Regions from separate parts of the Homo sapiens genome. Here region 2 is linked to region 1. Evidence: chromatin loops called from intact Hi-C (ENCODE). Cell type or tissue: IMR-90. All regions are shown on one strand. Each heading gives the region's core, and the rest is flanking DNA. Links, peaks and the distances in the headings are about the cores only.

Region 1 (8,346 bases), core at 104-8,103:
TGGTGGGATAGATACATTGACACTGTTTACATAGCACTGTTTCCTACTCGGGCCTGCACACAAACATTCGCACACATTTTCATGTACACACACTCCTGGGGAGGTCAATGAATATTACAATTCTTCTTCTGGAAATAATCCTTAAGAATGAATGAGCAAAAGACACAGTTTTCAACCCTATTTTCTCTTCTCTTTCTCTCTTTTTCTTCCCTCTGTTCTTTCTCTCTCTCTCTTTTTTCCTTCTTTTTATTTTTTTCTTCCTGGAGAGGTTTCTGAAGTTCAACAGTGATTCTTTAATTAAGAGAAAAAAAAAACCACACATACACACACTAGAGAACAAGAAGGAATAGTAAACAGTTCCCTCCACTGCTAGAGGGGTTAGTTACAAAATAAACATTTCACAGACTGGACCACATCTCCTGTAATGAGACAGCTCTGGCTAGTGAGACTGCAGCTAAAGTCCCCCCATTAAGGGCATTCACTCGAAAAATTAAGCGACCCACTTGTGTTGACTGAAAACATCCTTGCAGAGGGTTTTTGCAATCACCTACAGCATTTTTTGACAATCTGCCTTGTGCTTAACACTGCCTTTCCTGAAGGCTCTCTCTGCTGTGTTTTGTTTTAATGGTTCAGCCTCCTCACTGGTGATTCAAGGTCTAAGCTCTTTCTGTTAAGCCTCTGTATAAAATAAAACTCCTTAAGTCAGAGAAAAGGAGAGGTGAGAAGGGCATTCAGTTTGATTTTTTAGAAGGACATACAGAGGCAGGAAATTAGTATTACATTTTTTCCTTCTCCAAACCAAAACATACTGACCAAAGAAGATTGTTCACATTTGCAAAATTTGCTTTGAGCTCCTCGAAGGAAAGATGCTATATAAAATCTAAAAATAAGCCATGAAAAAAAATGCCTTAGAATAAAAAAAAAAAGAGCATTCTAGCAATAACCTCAGAAATGTCAGCATCAGTCCAAGAAATGCAGCAGGAAGTCACACTAGGATATTATTTACAATCCGGTGGCATGTCACATATCAAAATATATCATGATCTATCAAAATTAGGTCACTGTCTCTAAAGCACTAAATACATACAAACTATTAATGAACATGACATTATATTCCTGTTTAAGCAATGAGAAGATGGAAGTAAAGAATTAACCCGGACAAAGTCATTGGAAAAACAACTGAATTTTAGCTCAGTATTTTCAAACAAGAAAAACTCAACAGGGGTCATACTTCATAACATTACAGATGAAATGAGACAAAAGGTCTAAACCACCCATTTATTTGTCTTTCAAGCTACAATTAAGAGCTACTAATTTATGAAGGTGTTTGTTCACTTGTCAACCAACACAGCACTGCATACTGAAATGTGTAATTCACTTCCAAGTCTCTTCTATCATCTAGAGTTATTTCTTTGACCCACTCACAAAAGGCATTTTTCTAACATATTAAATAATTGATTTCTGCTCTCTATTGTATCCATTGTATCAGAATTAAAGAAAAATACAGACAAATACATTTGTTTCTACAAAAGGTAAAAACATATACATGTAAGAATAAATTGTTAGCTAAACACTTCGGGGAGTACCTTGGAAAGCCGGAGACATAGATCACCTTAATTTACTCCAGGCACGGCTAGGTCTTCACTGTTACTCGTTGACGTCTACTCACCTTTGCTTCTTTACTCTTTTCAGCTTTAATAGCTCCCTTCTTCATCTCAACTATTCAAACCCAATCCAGATTTCACAACCCTGCATGAATAGCATTTTTTCTTCAGACTCTTCTTTGAAAAATGCTAGCTTTAAATTGTCCCCCTTCTCTGAATCCTTATTGTAGCTAGATTTCATATAACCCTATTAAAGACTTGGTTGTTTTGCTTTAATGTATGTTAGCTTTGTCATTCATTAATTCATTCCACAAATATTTATGGGATGCCTACTATGTGCCAGGTATAACTCTAGCTGCTGGGTATACAGCAATAAACACAACAGACAAAAATCTGTGCTCTAATTTGTGTTTACATTTTATTGGAATTTGTAGCCAATATACACTATAAATAAGCTATAGCGTCAGGTAGTGATAATGCTAAGAAGAAAAGCTAAAGCAGAGAAGAGTGATTAGAAATCTCATAATGGAGATATATGTGTGGAGAGGTGCATATGTGTGAATAGGGTTCTTATTTGTCTGATTTTGCTGAAAGTTTCCTTATAAAACTGGCATAAGAAAAAGCTTTTGCAAACCACTGCTATATGGTTCTTAACACAGTACTGGACATAATACAAGTATCAATAAATACTTACTAATTAATTCTTTTAGCTCTTTGCTACTGCCTTGGCCTATAATTATAAATAAGCTATTTTTACATTTGACTGTTATTCTCTGATGAAGAGGAAAGCAAAGGATCTTAACTCTGCTTAAAAAACAATGAAGTGTTTTGGAGTCTGAAGTCTTGCATTCTGAATTCACCTTTATTATTCATTAACTGCTTGACCTTGGTCAAATCCATTTTTCTCAGCATCTCTTTTGTCATTTGTAAAACAGTAATAACAATATTTGCTTCGCAGAATAAGGACCAATGAGGTCAGGCATATGACAGTATTTGTAAGATATTCTATGTTATACAAGTGGTGGTTATTTATATTATCAATGAGAAGTTGGGAGAAAAAAAACTTCCCTAATGTCCAGTTAGGAGACATGCATGTAAAAGGAATGTGGGGCTGTGGAGAGCTGAGTTAAGACACTAGAGCTTTAGGAATACACTCATCACATTTTACAAGGCAATATTTTAAAACGTGCCCAAGGGCTTCAACCAATAAAAAACTAAAGTTGCCATTTGCTAGAAGAAATAAACTTCCAGAAGCTATATAGTATCTGTTCCTTGTAGTTTATTCTTAAATGGAGAAAAGCAATTACATACACACAGAAATACCTAGTCAATCAGCCCTGAAGTAGTTACCAGGAACTTGAGACAAGCTACATACTTTTGTTTCAATAACTAACTGAACACGTGCTTCACTCAGGTCTGCTCCTAGATACTTTTATGGCTTATAGTTAACTCTGCTGGGTAAAGGTCTTGCCACTTCCCTGACCTTGGACCTTGATGTCATTGTGAAACTGCTGCATCCAATTCCAACTTCATTCTCAAGTCAGCCTTAACCACACTTACTGTTCTACCCAGCATTTGAGAAAGAGTGTGTCCCCAGAAGCTATGGGAAAAGATCCAGAATGCCTGTGACCATTAACGAGTTGTTAATGGTCTTAACAACTTATATTCTCTTGTATTCAGAACCAAAGCTCTTTGTTTTATGTTTAATGAAGAATATAAAAATGCAAAAATGTCCACAGGACATCAAAAAAGTATACTTGAATCTCTCATCCATTTCTGAAAGAGAAAAAGAAAAAAAAACGATGTTGAATTGTTTGGATTCCATTCAGAGGCATACAGAGAAATAAAAAGTTGAAACTAAGTTTTCGGATTAAAGAGTCTTTAAAGTGTACAATAAAAAAAATCTTGTGTTGTAATAAGGTCCAAAGGAAGAATCTATGTCTTTTCTCACGGCATTAGGAAAACAGGCTCTCACTAGAGCACAATCCACGCAGACCAGCTGTGGAGTCAAAGGGATATTGCTATCACAAATCCTTTTGGTATTCTCAGTGATAACTACTCTGAATTAGATTTTTTTTTTCCCATGGCGGTCTCTTTTCAAGCCAAAATCCTTCTTCAGTGGACCACTGGAATGGTGAGTGTTCAGTGAACCGCACAATTGCCAAAGAGATAAATATTCCAGATGTTGGGAATCAGAGGTTAAACTAGGTTTTGTTTGCATTACTAACAGACACCTTCCTACTTAAATCAGAAAGACTCATGGGCCTACAGGAAGTGACACACAACCTCAGAGGTATTTACTGTCCATAGTCTGTAACAGCATCTCACTCCATGCACAGTTGTAACTGCAGAGACGTTCTTGGACGTGTGTTCCCAGCCCTAAGTAATCTCCATAAACTTAACCATAAATCTAACTACAGCTAAACGTGAGAGTTTCTGTTTTGTTATTATATATCTTAATCTTCCGTGTGGAACATCACTCATTCCACAAGAAAAAGGAGAAGAAAGGCTCTGAACAATAAAATCAGCAATGTGTCTCCCCAAATCATGAAACAGTTAAGAATGAGCCCCACTGAAAATACAACCAGAATGTGAAACAAAGCCCCTCTCAAGCCCATCATAAAACCGTGGTCTGGTCAAGCTGCCTTTGTTTAGTAGTCAGGTCTTTGCTAGTGAAAAGTTGTAAATGCATAGGAATGTTTTATCCTTGGGTGTGACTGTTAGTAGCTTGCAAACAAGGAAGGAGAGGAGATGATAAAAAATATATATCAACCTTTTTTGATACCACTATCTAAAAGTGTTTTTTTCTCTCTTTCTGTAAAACCGTATAGATAGATGCCAAGCCCATAATCAATTTTTCCTATCCAGTGTTTGAATATGAAATCATTATAGTAATAGAAACTTATAATACTCAACCACCTTGACTTACATAAAAACTGACTAAGTCAGAAAAACATAGAAACAAAATTATTGACCAAAGCTGGTAAAATTAAAATAATTGATTTTATCTTTAAGTCTAGCCTTGGTGTATGTGGATATAGGCTGAACCAAATTAAGACAGAGAAGGAATTCCAGATCAATGTGGAGGAATGAAGGCATGCCATTTACCACGTTTTTCTTCCAAAATTGGCAGTAAACGTATTTTAAAAGAAGATAAAAAGCACGTTTAAGAGATTAATGAAAAAGGGAGAGGAGATAACAGGATTTTGTTTTAATAAGAAAATCAAGAAGCAGAAGGATGAGTAGTAAATGACACAGTAGAAACCCCAGACTATTTTAAGAAAACCTTAAAATTGAGCCAAATAACACTAGGATTCTGGGGATCCTTGAAACATAAATCATTAAGTACTTATGGAAGTAGAGTATACAGCTAAAAGTCCATAGGTATTAGCTAAAATTCTGTTTAAGAAACAAATAGAGACCTACACCCTAGGTGCTCAGAGATAGCCCCTTCCCCATCCTTGACAGACTAAAATTTTACTTTCTAACAATACAGAATAACAAAAACCCTGGATGCAAGAAAACCGGGCCCAGATAAGAGCTGTGATTCATTTCTTAAAAAAAGAAGGTTACGTGAAAGTCTATAGTCTGAATATTATTCCAGTCCGCTTATTTGGCGAAGTTCTAGAAAGAATGCTATCAGGGTTATGCCTGCAAGAAGAAGATGGGAGAATTACTAGGGGAGAAAAGCTCTATAAATTCTACCATTTGGGGACCTCCCCCAGTGAAGATTCCCAACCCTGTAATTCTACTGGGAAGTCTAGCATTTAACAAGTTCCACCCATAAATGCACAGTGTCCAGTTAGCTTCTTAGTGTGTCGTTAACAAATGTGCACAGCAAGCTAAATAGTCAAAGATATTTTATGAATGGCATAGACAAAAATAAAGATAATTTAAAACCTTGGAAGACATAAAGAAAAGGAAGATAAAAATAGATTTATAAAATCTATTATCATATTTATAATTTAAAAAATTATATGAATGCAATAAGATAATGCTGTCAAAAAATCTGAGAACAAAAAGAGCTATTCAAAAATTTAAAATATAATATAAAAAATTAAAATTCCATAGAGGATTAGAAGATAAATTTGATGAGGAGCCATAAAATAGAAAAGAAAGAGAAAGATGGAGAACAGGAAATAAATTAATAATAGAGAATCAGCCAAAGAGGTCCAACGTCTGAATAATAGGAGTTTTTGAAGAGAAATTGGAGTGAAAAATTACCCAAGAAATTATTCAAGTAGATTTTTCAAGAATGAAAGGCATGGATTTACAGATTAAAAGATCCCATCAATGAGCCAGCACAATGAATAAAATAAAGAACTACATCAAGGCAAGCTGTGAAATTTTGGATCACCGGGGATATAGTAACAATTCTAAAAAGGTCTATATTTTTAAAAATTGTTCAATTTTACATGAACAACAAAAACCAATTTGGCAGAAAAAGAATCAGAAAATAGAGTAGCATCAGTTTTCTCAAATGTACTCTTGGAAGGTAAAAATGTCTTTAAAATTTTGAATAAAAATTCTTTTCAATCTAGAATTCTATACCCAGCAAACTATCAAACATGTATGAAAGTTACCCAGCAAACTATCAAACATGTATGAAAGTAAAAAGATGTTTTAAGACATGCAAAGTCTCAAAAAATGTAACTCCTATGTATCTTTTCTTAGTGAACTAATAGAAAAGGTATAGCAATTAGATGTGTGTGTGAGTCAAGATAAGGAGCATTTGGGATTCAGAAAACAAGAGACCAACCAAAAAAGACCAGGAGCATTCTCTTCAAAAGGATGAAGGGACATTATGGAATAATAATTGAGGTGTAGATAGCAAGAAACTGGTCCAGGTTGAAGCAACAGGATGGAAAATTCCAGAAGGATGTCTCCTGGGGGATGGGGGAGTGGGGGTGGGGGGTGGATGAAAGCTCACCTGATGCTTTGAATGAACTTTGGCAAAGAATTTTGGAAGAAATCAGTGGTAGGTACACTGATTTCTTATTAATTTCAGGTTAACAAAAAGCTGTATGAACAAGAAATGTAGTCATAGTACACTGTATAGTTAACCTATGGATGCTGGTTAACATAGCCATGACAATGTAAGTACTGAATATTAGTTTAACCTAACTATTGATTGTATTGGGTGAATGGGGAAAACAGTGGAAGGAAGACGGTACTAAGGAAGTGTAAGAGAAATCAAACCTGCATTATCCAGAATGGGGAATTAAGATCTAAAATGGAAAAATCAAGAAATAGTGTCACAAGCATACCATTTAGAAATACAGAGGCAACTAGAAGAAACTACTGAGATCGTACAAGGTGGCAGTTTTGAAGAAGTAGAAACTGAATGTAGACAAGAGTGTGACAAGGAACTTGTTTCTTGTTTAGCATTATAGGACCAGTTGATATGGAAAATTATGTGTGTACAGCTGATAAAAATAACTTTTAGGCCAGGCAAGGTGTCTCAAGCCTGTAATCCCAGCACTTTGGGAGGCCGAGGAGGGCAAATCACAAAGTCAAGAGATCGAGACCATCCTGGCCAACATGGTGAAACCCCATCTACTAAAAATACAAAAATTAGCTGGGCATGGTGGGGCGTGCCTGTAGTCCCAGTTACTTGGGAGGCTGAGGCAGGAGAATTGCTTGAACCCAGGAGGCGGAGGTTGCAGTGAGCCAAGATCACGCCACTACACTCCAGCTTGGTGACAGAGCAAGACTCCGTCACAAAACAAAACAAACAACAACAACAACAACAAAATAACTTTTAATTTTAAAAAGAGAATAGCTAGAGAACTAGTGCTATGAAATGGTTTGGTACATCCAGCTACTAACCAACTGGGGAGATTTATACAACAAACTGTTGCTCAGTTGAATGTTTACAGAGAAGTAGTTACCAACAAGAAATAATTAAGATAGACACTCCTGGCCGACAGTACAGCCCAATCAAATATATAGAGGCAGGACAGGGGAGGACACACTCAGGAACCTACAGGTAATATGAAACGGTCAGAGCAGGGGGGCACAGATGGTGATAGTGGTCTGAGTTGAAGTAGGTGAGGAATGTGTCCAAATGGACATTGGAATCTTGAAATCCACCCTAAGGAGTTTGAACTTTTTTCCGCAGACAGTCGGGAGCTCTCTGCAGATTTAAGCCAGAGAAATAACATAACAGATTTCCATTTGGAAAAGTATATTTGACAGTTTTATGGAGAGTCAATACAAGGCCTGAGACAGAAGGCAAAGAGTCGATGCAGGGGAGTATTACGAAAGTCTAAGCAGAAACAAACAAGTGACTAAACCAAGGTATAGTAAAAGGGATGTAGAAGCATAAGGTTGTGGTAGCTACAATGCAGGAAACTGGTGCTAAGAAGAGAGATGCAGAAAATCTTCCCAATTACCCGAAGACACAAACCATTATCCCTGTTTAAGGGAAAACCATGCTAATTTGTCAAGTAACTTGAGAAGAGAACACAACTAGTAAATGATAAAATCAGAATTAAACCTAGGTCCCCATGAATACAAATCTTGTTTTTTAGCTGGATCACATGGAGAAAAACCTTTACTTCACACATAAAATGGGAATGATGATAGGATGTAACTCATGTGATGACTGGGAGGAGAAAATGAGAATGCACATAAATTTGTTTTTTAACCTAAAAAAAGCGTTACATAATATTGGTAGTTAAAATAACTTTGCCTTAAGTCCAGCTGTTTCCAAACTTCTGTATTCATCATTTCTACTCAC
Region 2 (8,346 bases), core at 307-8,306, 96 kb after region 1:
AAAAAAAAAATCTAGCAATTAAAATGCCTGGCTCAGGGAGACTAAGAGCTCAGCCTTATCCCATCCCAAGGAGCTATCTGAAGTTGGGCCTCAGGACCCCTAAGGCTTCATGCTGGCTTAGGTGCAGATCTGCCATTTGTTGACAGACTCTTTCCCAGCACCGAGTATGTTGGGGTCACTGGGAAAGAGGAAACTTATGAATAAATTTGAAAAGGGGTCTGAAAATTTAGATGAATGCCAAAGGAGTCCTTTGTGAATAAAATTAAGCAGTCATTGCCACAGAGGACAAATGTTTTAACTGACTCTGGTCCACACAGCCTCCTAAGGTTTCCTCCAGGAGGCAGAGGCATGGGTCTGTACTAAATGGCTTAATTTTCTTAATCAACTATTTCATTGTGGGTTTTAAATTTTATTCCCATGCCTATTTTTTTCCATTTTGCCATAATACAGCTCTAAGTACCGTGGCAAACATTTGACAGTTTGCTCAGCAGGTGCTGGGCTCTGCAGAGCTTGCGTAGCTCTACCTTTTATTAATTGGGTTTCAAAATGTGTTCTTGTGTGAACAGAAGCTAAGATGGGACTATTGTACCTGTCAACAGGAAGCTGGGCAAAATAAAATATTTGGAATGTGTTTTAAAATAACTCATTGTGCGCTTGATCAGTAGAGACTTTAAAAGAGAAATATTCTTTAATGTTGAAATAAATAATCATACAATCAAAATTGCAATAAAATTAAAGAAATGATGGGGTTTCTTCAACGTTCTTCAGTATTTGATTACAATGAGAACATTCTCTTTGTGCCCAATAGATTATGCAATGATGAGATATTTCTTAAAAAGCATTTTAATAAAAAAATCTAGAGGCTTGGGGATGTAGTAACTACTTGGAAAACCAACAAATAGGCCTCTCTAAATACGTCTGGATGTTTCCAATTTAATTTTTTATCTCCATTTAAAAGTTTTTTTCCTTATCAAGAAAAGCTCTGGATCCAAAATTTCACATTCCAGCTTTAAAAAGCTCTGCCTAGCCTTGACCGTCTGAGGAATATATTTTTCTTTTGGTAAAGCAAAAGGATCTTTGTGATTCTTTTCCTTTTTTAATATGTGTGCTTCAAATGAAATGAACTTTAATGACATACATTCTAACACTCTCATTTAGGGCAGGGGATCACAGGGAGGTGAAGAGCGAGCAGTAAAAGTTGACGAAAAGCTCAGAAATGTGTCAGGCCCTCTCTTGTCATTATCATTGTCATTTCCATCATTAGCTCTACTCAGCTATAAAATAGTGAATGGTGTCTGTCTTCTCTTGAGGGACTGGGTAGGCAGTTCCCCTAAAAAGGGTTGTGTTCTGAAGTTTAAGTATGGTGAAAACAGAGATGAAGCCATAACAATCTTAAGGTGAAAGGCTGAAGAGATAAAGAAATCTTTATGTTTGTTTCCAATTAATAACATAAGGTATTGTTATTGTAAAAGTCTTGAAGAGTTGTGAAAATGAGGACGATGTAAAAAACAAAAAGCCCCTGAAATTCTACTCCAAGAAATGACCACTAATCAGTCTATTCCTTCGTGAACTTTCTTACATGCATCCTACACACACACACACACACCCCCCCTACACAAAGACACACATATACTTTTTTTAAAAATAAAGATGTAGTTACATTAAGCTGTGTGTCTCAGCTTGCTTTTGCATAATTGTCATTATAAACAAGGACAAGATTTGTGTTTGATGGATAAAACTGCCACATCCTTTTAATGTCTGCCCAATATTTCCCCAAAGGGATGGAAAATAATTTTTTAATCCAATTCTTATTGACAAACTTTCATGATGTTTCTAATATATCACTATTACAATCACTTGGGTGAATATTTCTGGAGAATAAATTTATAAAAACAGAACTATGGAGGGAGAAGTTTAAAACTTTGCTACATAGTTCCAAGTTACTGCCCAAAAAGTTGTAACAATTTATATCCCTGTCAGCAATATATGAGAAAGTACACTATTCCACATATTTTTAAGCTTTGCTAATCTGAAAGATAAAAATGTATCTAATTATTATTTAAATTTACATTTTTAGCTGCACTGAGGTAATTTATACATTTACTTGGAATTTTTCCAGTACTAAATCATCTCACCGAAGAATACAGCGCAGTTTTGTATTTATTAAGTCCTCCTTCATGATTGTCAGGAAAGTTATTTTATTTTTCTGGTAGACGTCTTGCAAAGAGCTTATTAAATTTTGATGTATTATATACTTTTATCACTGATGAACTGGGATTGTTAAAAATTATATTACCAAGTAATTTTGCAAATATAAACCTATTGACATTTAAATTTATTTTATATCTAGCCACTTTCCTGAATTCTATTAGTTTTAGTACTAAAAGTTTCAGTTAGTTTTTTGTTTTGTTCTTAGGTAGACTATAATAATGCTGCAGGTAATAAATTTTGCCTTTATTTTCCAATAAATACGATGTAATCATAATGGTCATCCTCGTCTAATTTTGGAATTCAGTGATAAACTGTCTAGTTTTTCACTGCTTATGATAGTGTTTTATTTTATCATCTGTTTTGGGCCTTAGACCACTTTGAGAATCTCAACAAATCTTTCTTTCAAAGCACATGTGCTGCACAAACAAGCAAAATTTTCATATATTTTTAGTTGATTCATACACCCCTTGAGACCGATGAACCCACTCACACAAAAACACACCACGGAACAGACTCAGCTGACATAACTAAAGTTGCTTCAACGGGACTGGCCAAAAAGAACATTTCCAAGTAGGTGAAGGGTGTCAACTTAATGCAGCAAGCATTTGTCCAGTTCTCTTTCATCAGGGGTTCTAGTTACCCAACAGAAGGGTTAGCTTTCCAGTGCAATTAAAAACAGACATTCTGCAAGGCAATGGCTGTAAACTCTCTTTGAATTACTCTCAGTCTATCCAGAAAGAGAGGCAGATAAGTAAACAGAGCAACATGAAAGTGATATTAAAGATGTGTGTGTTCTGGATGACAGCATACCTAGATACTGCCTTTCATCAACTGCAAGATGTTTAACAGAGAATGTGTCTTTTGGAGTGAGACTAAAAAAATGATATTGAAGACATAAAGACATTCAAAAAAAAAGCAAAGGTAGTTTGGGCTGATATATTTTTAGAATGATAGGTAGTCCCTTGAGCTTGGAACACAGAAAAAGTGCAAAGATTTTCGGTGCACTGTTGGAAATGACTTTGTTTTTATGGTATCCTCAGCCAAAATAACATAGTGTTACAAATCTTGCAAAATAAAGATTCCTCAGAAACCTCACACAAATTGCATAACTCTTCAACTATTTTGTTTCAGGGTAGGAACCTCATAGATATTCTCAGTCTTACCATTGACTTACCAATTTAATCCTTTTGTTCCTTTCTTATTTAACTGATCCAGAATATTATGGCCTGCTGAAAATGCCTGATAGCTCTCTTTGTCTGGTACCAATTTCAGAAACTTCTGGATGAATGCACAGTGGGAGTTGTTAGCAGTGGCTGGAAATTTAGTGTGAAAAAGCCAGGTTTGGGAGATTTACCAAGAAATATCAATAATCTACTTTACATCCATACATAGGAAAGTATATGTCTCTTGGGAATATTAACTCATCTTCTATTTACCGCAGTTAAGCTCCTTGGATGGTTTGTCCATGAACTGCATGCCTCTTTTCCCATTGTTTCTGTCAATTCATTCTCTTTCTTGTCTCAGTCCCTTCTATATTAAGATTTCCTCCATGCTTTTCCCCCATCTTCACTATTTCCAAGCAATCTTCAGAACTAGTCATCAGATCAGTTTGCACACCAAAAATCTTCCATATTTTGTTTGTCCTCCACTCTCAATTGAATCAGAATATGGAGGGTGGGGTGTGGCAGAGAGGGGTTTGTGGCAGACATCGGTACTTTTTAAAGGCTCCTCAAAAACGAATCTCATGAACAGCCACCACTGAGAATCACTGGAACCAACAGCATCCCTCATTAAATCCTCATTGTACCCCTCACTACTTAGTTCCCTCGTTCTGCCACCTGTTTCCAAATAGGCTTTGAGTCTCCCTTTTTCTAGTAAACAGTCAATAGCTGCATTCTGCTGTAGAAATGACCACTATTACACCAGATTTTCTTATATTATGAATGCCCATGAGTTTTCACAATTAAGATGCTGAAAGCATATGTGAAAAAGAAAAACATCTTCAATGGAAATATAGTTTCCCGTGTTTTTTTCCCCTCCTTTATCTCCCCAGTGTAAAATTACTGAGCTCTCTTTGTGCCTTGTCCATTCGTCATTTGTTACTTCACCCTAATTTATGAATTCATGTGATGGGCAACATATTTATATAGTATGATTACAATGGCACTGATACAGGAATTTTGATGCTCAAAGCATATTAAGAAAAGAAAAAAGTAACAATAATGATGAGGAATTCCTAAAAGAATTCCTCAGGTCTTTAGAAAATGATTATGTGTAAAATATTTCCTAAAGTATTCCATCTTATAACTGCTAAGATACTCTACTGTGAATGCAAAGCACATCTATTTGATTATTTTCTTTTCCTCGTGTCCTTAGTTGTATCTGTATCCTTTAAATCAGTGTTGCTTTAGTAAACTCTTTGTTAGTATTTGCCAAATTATCCTTGGATTCAGCTACCTTCCATTGTGTTATTATTGTAGTCATATCCTCAAAGTGTATTTGTAATACATTTTTCACAGATGATCCTAAAACAAGCTGTAATTAAGTATATAATTATAGCATATATAGTAGAAGGATTATTTTTTTTAAAAAATGCCAAGTAGCTTGTAAGGCCTCTGGAGAATTCTGAAATACACAAAACAAAAGCCATCATAAACTTGCTCCTTTTTTTTTTTTTCAAGACTGGCTCCTTTTAGTTCTGCTGTCTCCTGATTCCTCATTCACGAAGTGTCACACAGTAGATGATCACTGGATTCATGATACATGTGATGGCAGAGTCGATCTTTTTTTTTTTTTTTTTTCTGGATTGTGTTTTGCTCTTGCTGCCCAGGCTGGAGTACAATGGCATGATCTTAGCTCACCGCAACCTCTGCCTCCCGGGTTCAAGTGATTCTCCTGTCTCAGCCTCCCGACTAGCTGGGATTACAGGCATGTGCTAACACGCCTGGCTAATCTTTTGTATTTTTAGTAGAGATGGGGTTTCTCCAGGTTGGTTAGGCTGTCTCGAGCTCTTGACATCAGGTGATCTGCCTGCCTCGGCCTCCCAAAGTGCTGGAATTACAGGTGTGAGCCACTGCACCCGGCCTGAGTCAAACTTGTATGTGTTGACTTTATCAGGCTATATTTCTCTTACTACATTAATAATTTCATTGAATAAGTTCCAGTTAAGTGATAGTGCTTTAAGGGCAATACATTTCCCCAAACCAAAATGTCATATTTATACTTTAAAGTAATTTAAAACAATTAAATATTATAGTCAGTCAGAAACAATTTTTCTAATCTCAATTGATATCATGCCTACAAATAGCATAAATTTATTTCCATGCAAAAGCTCTTCAATCCTGTACTAAAAACAAAAACCTGAGCTCTATTTTTGGCTTAGCATTAATTTCCTGCTGTAAGTCTTCCAGTTTCCACGTTTATGAAACCAGCAAACTAGAGAAAAATAAACGGTTGTGTCCTTGAAGCCTAAGGACCTCAGGAATTAACGAGTTAATAATTTACACACTGCACATGTTCCTTAGGGGGAAATAGCCTTCATAACACACCACAAGTATAAAGTTAAAATAACTAAGGATGATAGAAGCAGTGAACTCCATTTATTGTGTGATGTGTATGGCATTTTGATTCTACAAATTCTGCCTTAACATATGGTAGCATTTAGCCAATACTCCTAATAATATTTATAAGTAGATTGAGAATTAGCTCACAAATACAATTCAGGAAGTTTATTCTGGTGATTTGTTTTTCATGTTCTGTGAAATGAATTGCATTAGAGGTCAGAGTAAGGGCCTTAAAGGGGCACTTCTTTAATATTTACAGTGAAGTTGATCTAGTTGAACATTGTAATGAGATACACACAACTGGCATCTCTTCTGGGAGTCAAATGCTGTCACTTTCTGCCCAGTTAGCCAAATTGTTGCATAATACGCAAAGATGGAAAAGGTCAGAGCAAATGGTCTCTGTGTTTACTGTTTTTCATTTTTAGCCACGGAAAAGAGGTAAACAAACTACTGTATGTGAGGACAAAGCAGGAATCGGAACCTAACTCCATAGCTGGCTAAATCTGTTCTCAGAGATCATTGCAACATGAATGCAATTCCTACCAAGTGTACTTAATTTGATCCTGCAAACCCTTAACCATTTTAGTGATTTGAAAAGAAGAGAAGAAAGAAAAATAACTGTTATCAGTCAAGCTGAAGGCAGTCAGCTCTCAAGGTTGATATCAACTCCCCAAATACATCACCAAATACCTTCATATCTCAATTTTCTCCTCCACAACTCACCTCTCATATTCCAGCTACCTCAGCCATCCACACACACACACACACACACACACACACACACACACACACAGTGAGAGAGAGAAGCAGATGGAACCACACAACTATCCCAACAACACTGGAGCAAATTAACAACTTAGAAAAGATGTACAAAAGGTTAAAGAGGAACAATTTGGGCTGAATAATTTTTTTAAAAGAAACACAAATTCACATATACTTTTCTAGGACACTTTCCTAAGTCTTTGCAAAACTTCTATTTAAAAAAAGAATGAAAGTACTTCATATTAAGGGTTTTTAAAAGTTAGTAATCATTTGAACATGTTTTTAATTACAAAATGCAATTAAAGTTTATTTGTGACCTACTAAAGAAGCTTCCTGCATCAGAAAAAGAGAATGAAAATGCTTGTTAAGGAGTCTATGCCTTGGACATCAGAGCATTCTAGGATTTTAAGATGGAGAATTCTCTTACAAAGGAAAGACTGTTATATTAGGTGTGACTACGTCAGAAAAACATTAAATTTTTCATTTGCTCCCGAAGGGGAAGCATTTTAATTCAAGTGACTAAATTTTTTTTTTCACTCAGCAAGAGATTCCTCAATCCTCTCAGGCTTGTAAAGATTTTGAGATTTTTACTTCTCTCTCTATGGCAATAAGTTGTCTATCTCTAATTTTCACCTAGCTTATTTTTTTCTCTGCCAGTGAAGTTTGGCTTAACTCCCCTTTTTAGAAGGTGTAAACAAATACATTGATTATTATCTAACCCATTTTAACTAAAAATAGCTAAGTTCATATTAAAATAAAACATATACACCACAATACTTATGTGTCAATTCTTTGAGCATTCATTTTCCTGACAACTATACATTTTCTTTGCACTATAAGCACCTCAGAATGTATGCTAGGATGTGCATTTTGCATGCCTAAAAGCACTTGTATTATTACGAGTGTGTTCATTCTACATTCCGCAGAGAATCAAAGCACCTAGAACATTAGTGGTGGAGTTATCAGATATCAAAGAATTTCCCCATGAAAAGAGTCTGGTGTCATCTGAAAGCAAATAATTTGTGTCCCTCCACTACATAAGCAAATAAGGCCTCTGGGCAAGAGAAATAGTTTTCCTGACATCCAGACGGTAAAGCTCATTCACTGCATAAAGCATGTTTCTCCTGTTTTCACAAAATTTTAAGAATGCTAGCTATGTGCTTCCCAGACCATAGCAGATTAGAAACTGCAAAAGGAAAAGAGATGGAACTGAGTAATAGAGTAGGCACCCCAAGAATGGCAAGGATTAATAGCTAACAGAAAAACTACTAAAAGCAGACAAATAAAATATAGTAATTTGAGATAATACAAAGATTTATTGAAAAGGTGAACTGCTTCAAACTTTTAATGGGCCATAAGTGCATTGGTACATTTATATTTATAGTTATACCTGAGTCATAAAAATAGTTATGTTTAATATACCGTTTAAGGTGTTTAAGAAAGCAGAGAAATTTCAAGTATAATTATGTTTCCAATAAAAATAATTCAATTTTTTAAAGGTTTGAAGTTCAAAAATACAACTTTCAGATATTTAGGAAGTTTAGTTTTGCAGCACAACTTCTTTTATTGCAATCATAGAATTAAATGAGGTATTGGCATAATATAACTTTAAAGTTTGACTATTTTTGTTGAGGTAAAAAATTATCAAGAGTTCAAGTAAAAGACTAGGAGAAGTTTTATCTAGAAGAGACTAAGCCTGTTGTCACATTGAAAATGTTTTCCTGGTCACCAGATAAATGCAGTGAATAAGAACAGATTTTGTCAATTGTCCTGATTTCATTGTATTTTACTAAATTAACAATGTTCACAC

The links. Peaks named below come from ENCODE experiments on the same cell type or tissue, not always from the same donor. Only the 100,000 strongest peaks of a DNase experiment are listed, where the experiment ranks them.
Region 2: it touches region 1 in a loop (2.0-fold over the local background); 3 of 110 quality-filtered maps call a loop at or near these places.

Annotation. Positions count from the first base shown.
Region 1 is chr6:139,848,218-139,856,563 of GRCh38, reverse strand. The region is part of intron 1 of FILNC1 (FOXO induced long non-coding RNA 1); the gene reads right to left. Among named protein-coding and RNA genes, the nearest start is that of FILNC1, 81 kb to the right of the region's middle. In IMR-90, for the core only: no CTCF peak of the experiment used is centred there; DNase peaks (open chromatin) are centred at 693, 2,693 and 3,833; H3K27ac peaks cover 2,073 bases.
Region 2 is chr6:139,752,911-139,761,256 of GRCh38, reverse strand. No RefSeq gene overlaps it. Among named protein-coding and RNA genes, the nearest start is that of FILNC1, 14 kb to the left of the region's middle. In IMR-90, for the core only: no CTCF peak of the experiment used is centred there; a DNase peak (open chromatin) is centred at 7,666; H3K27ac peaks cover 1,028 bases.